4 separate regions of the Homo sapiens genome follow, and all the other regions are linked to region 4. The links are chromatin contacts, found by Hi-C or POLR2A ChIA-PET in ENCODE. All regions are on one chromosome and are shown on one strand. Each heading gives the region's core, a stretch centred on a gene start or an enhancer-like site at or near the end of the contact. The rest is flanking DNA. Distances are from core to core; before and after follow the strand shown.

What was found. Hi-C counts contacts between places; a loop is a spot of excess contacts on that map. ChIA-PET counts read pairs that join two places held with the same protein, here RNA polymerase II (POLR2A). Pooled maps may share reads with other maps.
Region 1: a pooled map shows a loop between it and region 4 (6-fold over the local background). The contact joins the promoter of TOP6BL here to the promoter of BBS1 in region 4. A Hi-C loop is called at or near these places in 8 of 50 pooled maps. POLR2A ChIA-PET finds 5 or more read pairs at or near these places in 2 of 52 experiments (B cell and CD4-positive, alpha-beta T cell).
Region 2: a loop to region 4 is called in a pooled map, with 1.9 times the contacts of the local background. The contact joins the enhancer-like site here to the promoter of BBS1 in region 4. A Hi-C loop is called at or near these places in 1 of 50 pooled maps. POLR2A ChIA-PET finds 5 or more read pairs at or near these places in 6 of 52 experiments (CD4-positive, alpha-beta T cell, Caco-2, GM12878 and 3 more).
Region 3: a loop to region 4 is called in a pooled map, with 2.3 times the contacts of the local background. The contact joins the enhancer-like site here to the promoter of BBS1 in region 4. A Hi-C loop is called at or near these places in 1 of 168 maps with a recorded cell type or tissue (CD4-positive, alpha-beta T cell) and 2 of 50 pooled maps. POLR2A ChIA-PET finds 5 or more read pairs at or near these places in 4 of 52 experiments (GM12878, activated naive CD4-positive, alpha-beta T cell, endothelial cell of umbilical vein and 1 more).

The regions. Positions count from the first base shown.
Region 1 is chr11:66,743,277-66,746,238 of GRCh38, forward strand. TOP6BL (TOP6B like initiator of meiotic double strand breaks) reads left to right here and starts at 1,493. Exons shown (of 15, transcript NM_001302084.2): 1 at 1,493-1,643. It also overlaps a transcript of SPTBN2 not described here. RefSeq lists enhancers at 720-1,220, 1,712-1,821, 2,262-2,351 and silencers at 1,182-1,571, 1,982-2,081.
Region 2 is chr11:66,657,646-66,660,596 of GRCh38, forward strand. It overlaps a transcript of RBM4 not described here. Among named protein-coding and RNA genes, the nearest start is that of RBM4B, 19 kb to the right of the region's middle. Within about 2 kb of position 1,491, at least 2 of the 41 ENCODE cell types and tissues checked have a DNase peak (open chromatin) inside an H3K27ac peak, as active enhancers do.
Region 3 is chr11:66,693,238-66,696,163 of GRCh38, forward strand. SPTBN2 (spectrin beta, non-erythrocytic 2) reads right to left here. Exons shown (of 38, transcript NM_006946.4): 22 at 902-1,126; 23 at 535-624; 24 at 1-209. Among named protein-coding and RNA genes, the nearest start is that of RBM4B, 17 kb to the left of the region's middle. RefSeq lists an enhancer at 1,580-2,080. Within about 2 kb of position 1,619, at least 2 of the 41 ENCODE cell types and tissues checked have a DNase peak (open chromatin) inside an H3K27ac peak, as active enhancers do.
Region 4 is chr11:66,509,078-66,512,221 of GRCh38, forward strand. BBS1 (Bardet-Biedl syndrome 1) reads left to right here and starts at 1,558. Exons shown (of 17, transcript NM_024649.5): 1 at 1,558-1,629; 2 at 1,936-2,012; 3 at 2,128-2,162. The coding sequence starts at 1,583. It overlaps DPP3 (dipeptidyl peptidase 3), which reads left to right. Exons shown (of 18, transcript NM_130443.4): 18 at 2-580. The coding sequence ends at 174. RefSeq lists an enhancer at 1,420-1,469.

The DNA.
Region 1 (2,962 bases), core at 243-2,742, 230 kb after region 4:
GGGGAGGAATGGGGAGGAGCGCTGAGCATAGACTCGAGAAGGGTATGATTCAGGTCTCGATAGACAATGTTCTTTGGAGTAGCACCAAGGTTGTGTACTGGGCAGGCACTCTGCCAGCTCGCCAGCCTGTTCTGTCCAATCCTGGCGTCTTGGAGCTGGGGTGGAAGAATTTTTCCTGAAGGAAAGCAGCCAACACCCTGTCCCACCCTTCTCCTTGGGCAACTCTTTGCCAGGCAGGAATCTCTCATCAGGGTTTTCTTTTGGCTGTCAGATCACCAGCAGTTATAGGCTTAAGCCCCTGTCACCATGCCCCTCCCGGAACCTGGCAGAGAGCAGCAGCTGGGACTCTGCAGGACCTCCTTATTCCAGCCAGGAATGCACTTGGAAAACCCCAGAGCTTCTCCTGTCAGCCAGAGCCCAGAAAAGCCAGCTCCTGGTCTTGGCACATTCAGTGCAGTCAAACGTGGAAAGGGGCCTGGATAGGGAGGGGTCGACTCCCAGGTCCCACCTTTGCGGGGGAAGCTGGTCCCCCTGGATTAGGCTGGGAGATGCTTGGGGCTGGTTGTAAGGTAAAAGACGGGGGGTCGTTTTTTCTTTTTTTGAGACAGAGTTTCGCTCTTTTTGCCCAGGTTGGAGTGCAATGACGCGATCTCGGCTCACTGCAACCTCCGCCTCCCAGGTTCAAGCAATTATCCTGCCTCAGCCTCCCGAGTAGCTGGGATTACAGGCGCCCGCCACCACGCCCGGCTAATTTTTGTATTTTCAGTAGAGACGGGGTTTCACCATGTTGGCCAGGCTGGTCTCGAACTCCTGACCTCAGGTGATCCACTCGCTTCGGCCTCCAAAAGTGCTGGGATGACGGGCGTGAGCCACTGCGCCCGGCCCAGGGCGTCGTTTTTAATTTCAGATTAGTAATTTTTTAGTATATGTCCCAAAAATTGCCGAGATATGTGTATGGTTATAAAAAAAATTCGCTGTCTATATGAAATTCAATTTTAATTGGCCGTCTTTTTCTTTGCTAAGTCTGGGACCCAGGGCTTGGCCTGGGGCAGCCCCCGCCGCAGACAAGGCTGTTGGAGGGGTCACGAACCCGCTTGGTAGCCCCGCGCCGTTACCGTCGCCCCTCCCGGCCGAGGGAAGGGTCCTGGAAAGCGCGAAGGGCGGCCAAAGCCCGGATTAGGGCCAAGGGCCGCATCTCGCCGCCACCGTGGGAAACTATCTTTGAGAGGAGGGAGGAGTCGTGGCCTGGCCTCATTCCCGCTCACCTCCAGCCTTGGCCGCCTCTCGCGGGCTCTTCCCCGCCCCGAACCTCCCACCTGCGGGCCCACTGGCACCCGCGGCGCTCAGAGGCTCTAGGTGGCTCCCGGCGGCGGTTCGCGGTCTCGGGGCCCTGCAGCGTCGAGTGCGCAGGCGCGGCGGGCAGGTGGGCGGGGCGTGCGCGGGCGCAGGCGCGCGCGCGGGAAGGGATGGGCTCGCGCTGCCGGGCGTGGGCGTGGACTCGGGCGTGGGCACTGGCGGAGTTCCAAGCCCGGGCTGAGGAGGGGGCGGCGGCGGCGGCGGCGGCGGCGGGCGGGTACCCTTCGACTGGGCGTTGCCGCTGTTCCCTGCGCGGCATGGAGGGGACGGCCGTGGCCGTGTTCGAGGTGATGCTGGGAAGGGAGAGAAAGCGGAGGACACTTTCTGAGGAGACGGGCTTTGTGAGGAGACCGCGAAGTTTGGGCAGAGGGGTCGGGCGTCGCCTAAGGTGAAGGAGGAAGGTTCGGGAATCGAGGCCCGTCTCCCACGGGGAAGCGAGGAAGTAGGAGCAGATGAGGGCTCTCGCTCGCGGGGTACTCTGTGGGGGAACGACGCCCTCTCTCCAGCCTACGGCTCAGAAAGCTGCGGCGTTTGCCGAGCACCGGCGGACACCCAGGGGCAGAGCCTGACGCAGCCTCGGAGGTGCCTGCCGGAGCCCAGCGCCTTCCATGCACCGGGTGCTGGGAGGGGGCGCGGAAAGAAGGAAAGGAATGGGGCAAGCCCTGGCGTTGCGGGGCGGGGTGGGGGGAGTCGGGGCGCCAGGACAGAGGCAAGGAGGGACCCAGTGCAGACTGGGAGCGAGGGAGAGTTTTTTTAGGCCCCGGTGCAGGTGCAGGTTTCTGGGTTCGAAGCAGCTGGACGTGGAAGGGCGAGGTTCAGAGGCCACACCTGTGCTCGGGGAGCTGCTCTGGAAGACGGCACTGAGCGCCTGGCGCCGGCCACGCCCCGTGTGCTCATTTCATTACCCACTTTCACGGCCGGTGCCCAATGGGACGTTGAGCTGCTGTTTGTGAGGGGTACTGGGCAGGTGACAGAAGCACAGGCTCTGAGGGCACCTGAGAGAGTACCCCCGGGCGTCCTGCCTGTTTGTTGTCATCAAAGAAGGCGGCGGGATTCCATTTTACAAATAACCGAACCTAGGCTAGAACCCAGGGCGCTGACTCATAGGCCAGTGTTCTTTTCCCAACTGCGCTGTCATACCGACATGAGAATATCTTTAGGGTTTGTTTGTTTGTTTGTTTGTTTGTTTGTTTTTTGAGACGGAGTCTCGCTCTTTCGCCCAGGCTGGAGTGCAGTGGCGTGATCCCGGCTCACCGCAGTCTCCGCCTCTCGGGTTCAAGGGATTCTCCTGTCTCAGCCTCCCGAGTAGCTGGGATTACAGGCGCACGCCGCTACACCTGGCTCATTTTTGTATTTGTAGTAGAGACAGGTTTTCACCATGTTGGCCAGGCTGGTCTTGAACTTCTGACCTCAAGTGATCTGCCCGCCTCCGCCTCCCAAAGTGCTGGGACCGGCGTGAGCCACCGTGCCCGGCCCGATATGGGAATATCGTAACAGAGGACGTGTGAAGGAATAGTTAGACTCTACACGTACCTGGAAACCATTCTTGTTAACTGGTACAAATGAGGATCTTAGTTCCCAGATCTCCCTGCCTTTAAAAAGGGGG
Region 2 (2,951 bases), core at 241-2,740, 150 kb after region 4:
GCACTCTAGCCTGGGCGACAGAGCAAGATTCCATCTCAAAAAAAAAAAAAAAAAAAAAAAAAATTATAGGCATGAGCCACCTCGCCTGCCCCCTCCCCCACCTTTTTTTTGAGACAGGGTCTTCCTATGTCACCCAGGCTGGAGTGCCGTGTTCAACCTCCACCTCCTCCCGGGCTCAAGCAATTCTCTCACCTCAGCCTCCCGAGTAGCTGGGACCACTGGCGCATGCCAGCATGCCCAACTAATTTCTGTATTTTGTAGTTGTGGTTTTGCCATGTTGCCCAGGCTGGTCTTGAACTCCTGAGCTCTAGCCATTTGCCTGCCTCAGCCTCCCAAAGTGCTGGGATTACAGGCGTGAGCCACCTAGTCTGACCCTTTTTTAAAATTTTTTTTTTTTGAGATGGAGTTTTGCTCTTGTTGCCCAGGCTGCTGGAGTGCAACGGCACGATCTCGGCTCAGTGCAACCTCTGCCTCCTGGATTCAAGCGATTCTGCTGCCTCAGCCTCCCTAGTAGCTGGGATTACAGGCATGCACCACCACGCCCGTCTAATTTTGTATTTTTAGTAGAGATGGGGTTTCTCCGTGGTGGTCAGGTTGGTTTTGAACTCCCGACCTCAGGTAATCCGCCTGCCTCGGCCTCCCAAAATGCTGGGATTACAGGCGTGAGCCACTGTGCCTGGCCTAGTCTGACCTTTTTTTTTTTTTTTTTTTTTTTTTCGTTTTGTTTTAAATGGGCAACTAGAATAGGCTCAGAGATTCCCTGAAATCATTGTTAATTGTCACAATTTAGGGGGTTTCTCCCGCCAGGGATGTGGCTAAACATCCTCCAATGCACAGGAGGGGCACCTTTCCCAGTTATCACTAGTGCCAAGTTTGAAATCCTCTTCAAGACTTCATTCATTGCTTTGGCTTTGTATACCATATGGAGTTGTGCTGTTCAGTGTGGTAGCCAGAGACATATACAGTGCTGCGAGTACCAAATACCTATGGGATTTAAAAAATTAATATAAGCCAGGCGCAGTGGCTCACGCCTGTAATCCCAGCACTTTGGGAGGCCAAGGTGGGCAGATCACTTGATGTCAGGAGTTTGAGACCAGCCTGGCCAAGGTGGTGAAACCCCATCTCTACTAAAAATACAAAACTTAGCCAGGCGTGGTGGCACGTGCCTGTAGTCCCAGCTTCTTGGGAGGCTGAGACAGGAGAATTGCTTGTACCTGGGAGGCGGAGGTTCTATTGAGCCAAGATTGGGCCACGGCACTCTAGCCTGGGCAACAGAGCAAGAGTGTCTCTCAAAAAAAAAAAATATATATATATATATATTCAGTTTTTAATGCTCATTATATGTTGAAATGGTCATTTTTTTGCACATATTGGGTAAAAATACATTAAAATTTTTTTTTTTCCTAACCACCAGACTATCTGGGGAAAATAAAATTAATACAATTTAATTTCACCTGTTTCAGTTCCCTATGTGGTTTGCATTTGTGGCTCACATTGTATTTCTGTTATGTAACACTGATCCAGGTGCTAAAGACTCTTGATATCTCCAGTTTGAAACCTCTCTTCTGTGCTCAAGATTCAGGGATCTGGACACCTAGCTGACATTTCTTCTTGGTTCTTTTTTTTTTTTTTTTTTTTTTTTTGAGATGGAGTCTCACTCTGTTGCCCAGGCTGTAGTGCAGTGGCGCGATCTCGGCTCACTGCAAGCTCCGCCCCCCGGATTCAAGTGATTCTTCTGCCTCAGTCTCCTGAGTAGCTAGGACTACAGGCACGTGCCACTACACCTGGCTAATTTTTGTATCTTTAGATACAAAATTTAGAGACGGGATTTCACCATATTGGCCAGGCTGGTCTCGAACTACCGACCTCGGGTTCTGCCCGCCTTGGCCTCCCAACTTGCTGGGATTACAGGCATGAGCTACTGCACCTGGCTGGTTGTCTTAATACACCTCAAACTTGGTATATCTGAGATAGAGCTCCTGAGACTCCCCACTCTAAAATCATTTCTCCTTCAGTCTTCCTTATCCCATTCTCTCTTTCAGCCAGATTGCTGGTAGTCATTCTTACGCCCTCCCCAACCATTAGCAGCTCTTGATCATGTTTATATCACATGTTGCCTCTTTTCTCCATGTCTTTGCCACAGCCATAGTCTAGACCATGCTATCCTCTCCCACCAAGATGACTACAGTGACCTCCAGGTCCATCTTTTTCTTACCCTTGGGTCTTCAAAGTATTCTCCATTTAATAGCCAGAATGTTCTTGTGAAATGTATGTAAATCAGATGTTTCTTTCGTTACTTAGAACCTTTCAGCAACTTCCCCTTTTATCTAAAGTAAAATGCCCAATCCCTTAGTTTGAACGTGCCTTTCCTCTGTCACACTTTATTATCTCAGGCCCTTTTCCCTGCTTATCTATCCTTTTCTGACCATACTGACTCTCCTTTCAGATCCTTGTATACACTGAGCTCTTTCCTGCCTCAGGGCCTTTTTTTTTTTTTTTTTTTTAAATCTGAAGGGACCTTTCTCTTTACTGCTTTAGAGCTAACTTAACTTCAGGTCTTAGCTTCAGGATCAAGTATTGGAATGCCCTCCCAAACCACCTGTAGCTTAGTAGATATGTCCTCCCATTATTCCCTGCCATTGGACCCATTTTGTGTAATTTGTGGTACTTATCACAATTTCTTTTTTTTTGAGATGGGAGTCTCTCTTTTTTTTTTTTTTTTTTTGAGACAGAGTCTTGCTCTGCAACCAGGCTGGAGTGCAGTGGCACGATCTTGGCTCACTACAACCTTTGCCTCCTGGGTTCAAGTGATTCTCCTACTTCAGCCTACTGAATAGCTGGAATTACAGGCTTCTGCCTAATTTTTTTGTAGTTTTAGTAGAGACAGGGTTTCGCCATGTTGTCCTGGCTGGTCTCAAACTCCAGACCTCAGGTGATCCTTCTACCTCGGC
Region 3 (2,926 bases), core at 369-2,868, 180 kb after region 4:
TCCGCCTCGGCGGCATCGCGGTAGAACTGCTGGGCTCGCAGGGCATCCTCCAGTCGCTTCCCTCGAAGTTCCAGCTCGTGGCCCAGGCGTTTCCACATTTCCTGCAGCTCAGCCAGCTCTGGACCTGCTGCTGCTGCACCTAGAGCACGCTGCCGCTCCCTCAGGTCCGCGATCCGGGGCTCATGGCCCTGAATCTCTTTCTGCAGGGTCTGCCCATGGCCACAGAAGAGAAAATGCTGAAAGTCCTGCCCCAGCCCCACGTGCTCCCGGAGACCACCCTTCACCCCTGTGCCTCTCTCCTTCCTGGGTCCTCTGCTCCCTCTCCTAGCCTGGGGGTGCGATGGTAACACCCGTCAGCCGCCCAGCCCCCACTATCTCCTACTGAGAGGACCCACCCTCCCAAGGTGAGGAAAGACAGCCACTGAAGTCCAGGGTTACACTCAGCATCGAGGGGGGCCTGGTCTTAAGAAAAAACACGTCCAAGTCTGGGCAGGCTCCTGGGAACTTCTCTTTTGCCTTCAGCCTCTGCCTCACCTGGTTTTTCTTCATGAGAAGCTGGACGCTGGGCAGGTCCTTGCCATGCTCCATGGAGCTGGCCATGGGCAGCCGCTCTGTCACCCACAACTGGAAGAGGAAGAGGGGGTCAGTGGAGGCCCAGAGGGCAAGGCAAGCAGCAGGGACTGATTAGTGGGAGTGGGGACACCTGGGGCTACCGCCCTGTGTGTGGGGAACAGTCATCTCTGGTTCTGGGAGGCATCTCCAAGTCTCCCTATAGGGGAGATGGTCAATGCCAAAGAGAAGAGGGAATAGAGCCCTGCTGGCATCTCCCTGGCATCCAGGAGGGAGGCTGGAGAACCACATGGCTGGGGGCAGCTTGCCGTCCTTGGCCCCAGTGACTCACAATCTCATCTTCCACATCGCGGTGGAACTGGTGCTGCTCGCGAGAAGCCTGCAGGCGCCGGCAGCGTTCCCGCATGGGCTGGCACAAGGCCCTGAACTTCTCCTCCACGGCCCTCGAGGTTCTCTCCACCTCCCCTGCACCCTGGTCCTCCTGGGCCAGTGCTTTGGCCTGGGCCTGGATTGCCTCCACCTCCTTCTCTCTCACAGCCATCTCCCATTCCAGCATCTGCAAACCGCCAGGAGGAAGGACATGTTAGCTCTGCATTTCCGCCTTCATGCCCAGCAGAGACACCAACCAGTCTCTATCCAGCCCACTGTGGCTGCTCATCACTGCAGCTCACCCAGGGAGAGCATCCCCTCATGGGCTGGATCAGTGGATCTCGAACTTTATATGCACAAGAATCCAAGGGCAGGGGTTGAAAAAATCCCTATTGGGTACTGTGCTCACTACATGGGTGATGGGTTCAATTACACCCCAAACTTCAGCATCACACAATATAACTTATAACAAACCTGCACCCACACCCGCGAATCTAAAAGATTGAAATTAAAAAATCCAGGGTAGTGTGATAACTGTGCCCATTATCAATTCATTGTCTCTCCATCCCCAATCCATCGTGGCCCTGCTTTGAGACACTGGAACTGGCCCCTGGAAACATTCCTCCTTTGCCAGCAGGCACAATCTAGGCCTTGTCAGCAGAGGGCGCTGGAGGGACACCACAATGCCTAGCAGATGTGGGGCATTCCACGGTTCCAAGGTGCTTTTCTTCCTCCTACAGCAAAACTGTCCACAGTGCGCAAGAGATCCGGTGGCTCTTACTCTCTGGCAAGTTTTGCTGCACTCTAGTGGCCACTTCCTGCTGGCCAGCCTTGGCTTGCTGGCTTCAGACATGCTCTGGCCTGTGATACCCCAGCAAATTTCCAGGCCATTCAGTGGGCCTCCGCCCTCTCCAAGGAGGTCTGAGACTCAGCCATCTTGCTCCTTCCTGGGGGACTCCTCAACCCCAGAGGTGTCAGCTGCTCCCTACACTTCCCATTCTGCATTCTTCAGAGCAGGGACCAGCAAGTCCAGCCCACTGCCTAGCCTTATAAAGTTTTTATTGGACCACAGCTGCACCCCTTTTTAAAAAATTTTTTGAGACAAGTCTCGCTCTGCCACCCAGGCTGCAGTGCAGTGGCACGATCACAGCCCACTGCAGCCTCGACTCTCCAGGCTCAAACAATCTTCTCACCTCAGCCTCCTGAGTAGCTGGGACTACAGGCACACACCACCACCACGCCCAGCTAATTTTTGTAGTTTTTGTAGAGATGGGGTTTTGCCATGTTGCCCAGGCTAGTCTCAAAACTCCTGGACTCAAGTGATCCGGCCACCTCGGCCTCCCAAAGTGTTGGGATTACATGTGTGAGCCACCACACCTGGCCATACCCCTTATTTTACATATAATCCGCAGCTGCTTTTCCTTACAAGGGCAGAGTTGAAGGGCTGTGACATAGACCTTACGACCCATGAAGCCCCAAAAATTTACTATCTGGTGCTTTACTGAAAAAAGTTTTCTGACCCCTGCTATAGAGTTCTCTTTACCACCTTTTACTAATTTATACTTCTGTTTTTTTTTTTGAGACAGAGGCTTGCCCAGGCTGGAGTGCGATGGCATGATCACGGCTCACTGCAACCTCTGTCTCCTGGGTTCAAGCTATCCTCCTCCCTCAGCCCTCAGCCTCCCAAGTAGCTGGGATAACAGGCGTGCGCCACCACGCCTGGCTAATTTTTGTATTTTTAGTAGAGACGGGGTTTCACCATGTTGGCCAGGCTGGTCTTGAACTCCTGACCTCAAGCGACCTGCCTGCCTTGGCCTCCCAAAGTGCTGAGATTACAGGCATGAGCCACTGTGCCTGGCCTAATTAATATTTCTTTTTACTGAAGTTCTCATCGTCAAATTATTAGGGGGTCTGTCTCCTAACTCTAACCCTGACTGCGACATATCCCTAGAGATTCTGATACTGGCTGCCCAAAGAAATGACTCTG
Region 4 (3,144 bases), core at 308-2,807:
GGCTCAGACGTGCAGCTTCTGGAATACGAGGCGTCAGCTGCTGGCCTCATCCGATCCTTCTCTGAGCGTTTCCCAGAGGATGGACCCGAGTTGGAGGAGATCCTCACACAGCTGGCCACAGCCGATGCCCGATTCTGGAAGGGCCCCAGTGAGGCCCCATCTGGCCAAGCTTGAGGAAGATGTGTGGCCTTGCCCCCAATTCCATCAGACCAAGGCTGCAAGTGGCCCTCCATTCGTGTGTGTATTTAGGGGCTGGGGAGGGGGAGGGGCAGGAGCTTGGACCTTGGTACTACCTCAGCTGAGGGTGGTGACACAACCCCTTCCATTTGTCAGCACTTTCCAGCCTGCCAATTGCTTCCCCTCTGTGATCTCATTTCATCTGCACTGCCATACGTGGAGTGAGCAAGACAGGGCTTACCATCCTGTCTACCAGATGAGGAAATGGCAGTTCTGAGAAGTCACTGGTCTAGATCCCGCAGGTGGCACGTGACAGCTAGGGTTCAAAACGTTCTCACCAAATCCAATGCTCCTCACATATTAATTTTATAACCAGACAAATAAATATTAGAGACAACCACCATCTTTGCGGCGTGTGTGGCTCCTCCTTGCCTTTGCCTGTCTTCTCATTTACTCCCAGCAGAGTGATGGGCTCAAGGCCTGGGGAGGGGGCAAGGAGGGCCATTTTTAGCCTCCCTTCCACAACAGGATGTTGACATTATCTCTAGATGAGGATACGCAGTCACAGAGCTGAACATAGCACAATTTTTGCAGCTCTCCTTTGTGGCATTCCTTGCATTTTTAAATGTTCTGGGGCCGGGCACGGTGGCTCATGCCTGTAATCCCAGCACTTTGGGAGGCCGAGGCGAGGGGATCACGAGGTCAGGAGTTCGAGACCGGCTTGGCCAATATGGTGAAACCTCGTCTCTACTAAAAAATAAAGTAGCTGGGCATGGTGGCATGCGCCTGTAATCCCAGCTACTCGGGAGGCTGAGGCAGGAGAATCCCTGGAACCCGGGAGGCGGAGGTTGCGGTGAGCCGAAATCGCGCTACTGCGCTCCAGCGCAAGCGACAGAGCGAGACTACGTCTCAAAAAAAAAAAAAAAAAAAAAAAGTTCTGGGAACCTACAAACTCAACTTCAGTCAGAATCCTCTGCATTTGTCCCATAACCCTCGTGTTTTGTTTCTCTGGGCCTGGACCTCTACAGTAACGCAGCAAGGCAGGACATGGTCCTTTTCAACCGGGTAACCATGAAGATGGAGACAGGAGGAGTTCTTTTTGCTGCTCATAAATGCTAGAAGGGGCTTCTTTCCAACCCTGGAAGCCAGAGGGCTCTGTGGCTGACCCAGAGATTGTAGGACCCAGACGCCTGGAAAGGTGGCTCTGACTGGGAAGGAGCAAAGATAAATATCTTTGAGGAATCTGAGACAGATTCCTCAACCCAGGAAGGTGGCCAGCGCGTCCTCCTGAGCCTGGGTGGGAAAGCTTGGCGCCCGGAACCTTTGTACTCGCCCTTCCCTGTGCTCGGGCACTATTGGGCGTTACGCGAGGGCGGGGCCGGTTGCCAGGACGACGCCTGCGAAGATGGCCGCTGCGTCCTCATCGGATTCCGACGCCTGCGGAGCTGAGAGGTGAAGGCAGGGCTCCTCAAGGCCTCTTTTCCCACCCGTGTAAAGAGGGTCCCTTGGTCCCCGGGCTCTGGGCTCCTGCTGTTCTCGGGCAGTCTGGAAGGACTCTTAAGAGGTCAGATAGGGAAACCGAGGCCTAAGATGTGCATATGTGTGTCTGGAGGTCGCTCGGTGAGCCAGTGGCGGAGCCTGGACTTGTACCCAGACGTTCTGTACCTTATGTTCAGAGTGACCTGTACCAGCTTCCTCAAAGTTTTTTTTTCCCCTCCCATGGGACTCACTCCCCAACTGTCTTTCCCCCACTTCCAGCAATGAGGCCAATTCGAAGTGGTTGGATGCGCACTACGACCCAATGGCCAATATCCACACCTTTTCTGCCTGCCTAGGTGAGTCTCTGGAACCAGGAACCCTGGGTTCTAGTGGGATGGGGAGTCAGACAATGGTCCTGTAGTGAAGCCTCTGGGATTCTGAGACTCTGGTTTTGGCCCTTTTGTTTTCCAGCGCTGGCAGATTTACATGGGGATGGGGAATACAAGGTAAGCATATCACCCTAGCCAGGAGAGTTGAGGGTAGGGGGGTGTACCCAGAAATGAGATTTCCTGACGGCTGAAAATAGGCCCAGCATACTCTGGAATTCACATATACTGTGAAAAAGCACATTTAGCGTTAAATTTTGTTTTTATATGGAAAGTGAAGAGAACTTATTGATTTCATAATACAGACTGCAGAAAGTAAAGCAGATCAAATATTTCTGGGGATTCTACTAAGACAAAGCCTCTTAGTTAACCTGATTTCTTTGTTGGAAGGGCAAATCCCTTGGTTGGGGGTGGGCACTAGAATCTGGAGGGAAAGTAAAAAGGAGGGAAGTGAACGTTTGATGTTTATCAAAAGATTTTAAGATGGGCCATGAGCTGTCAATTTTTGAAGCTGGATAATGGGATATATGGGGACTCATTATATGAGTCTCTCTACTTTTGTATGTGAATGAAAATTTTCCATAGTAAAAATGTTACATTTTAAATTTAATTTTAAGGCCAGCAATCCCAGCACTTTGGGAGGCTGAGGTGGGTGGATCGCTTGAGCTTAGGCATTCGAGACCAGCCTGTCCAACATGGTGAAACACCATCTCTACTAAAAATACAAAAATTAGCCGGGCATGGTGATGGGCACCTGTAATCCCAGCTACTTGGGAGGCTGAGGCAGGAGAATTGGTCAAACCCAGGAGGCGGAGGTTGAGTGAGCTGAGACCATGCCACTACACTCCAGCCTGGATGACAGAGTGAGACAGTTTCAAAAAAAAATATATATATATATATGTGTATATATATGTATATATATGTATATATATGTGTATATATATGTATATATATATACATATATTTAATTTTAAATAAAAATGTAAATTTAAAAAGATACAAGTTTTTTAAAGGTAGAGAAATATATTGGGATAAAAGAAAGGAAGTTAGCATGGATTCAGTATCCATTTCTGGACTAGACATTCCATGGAGGCACATAAAC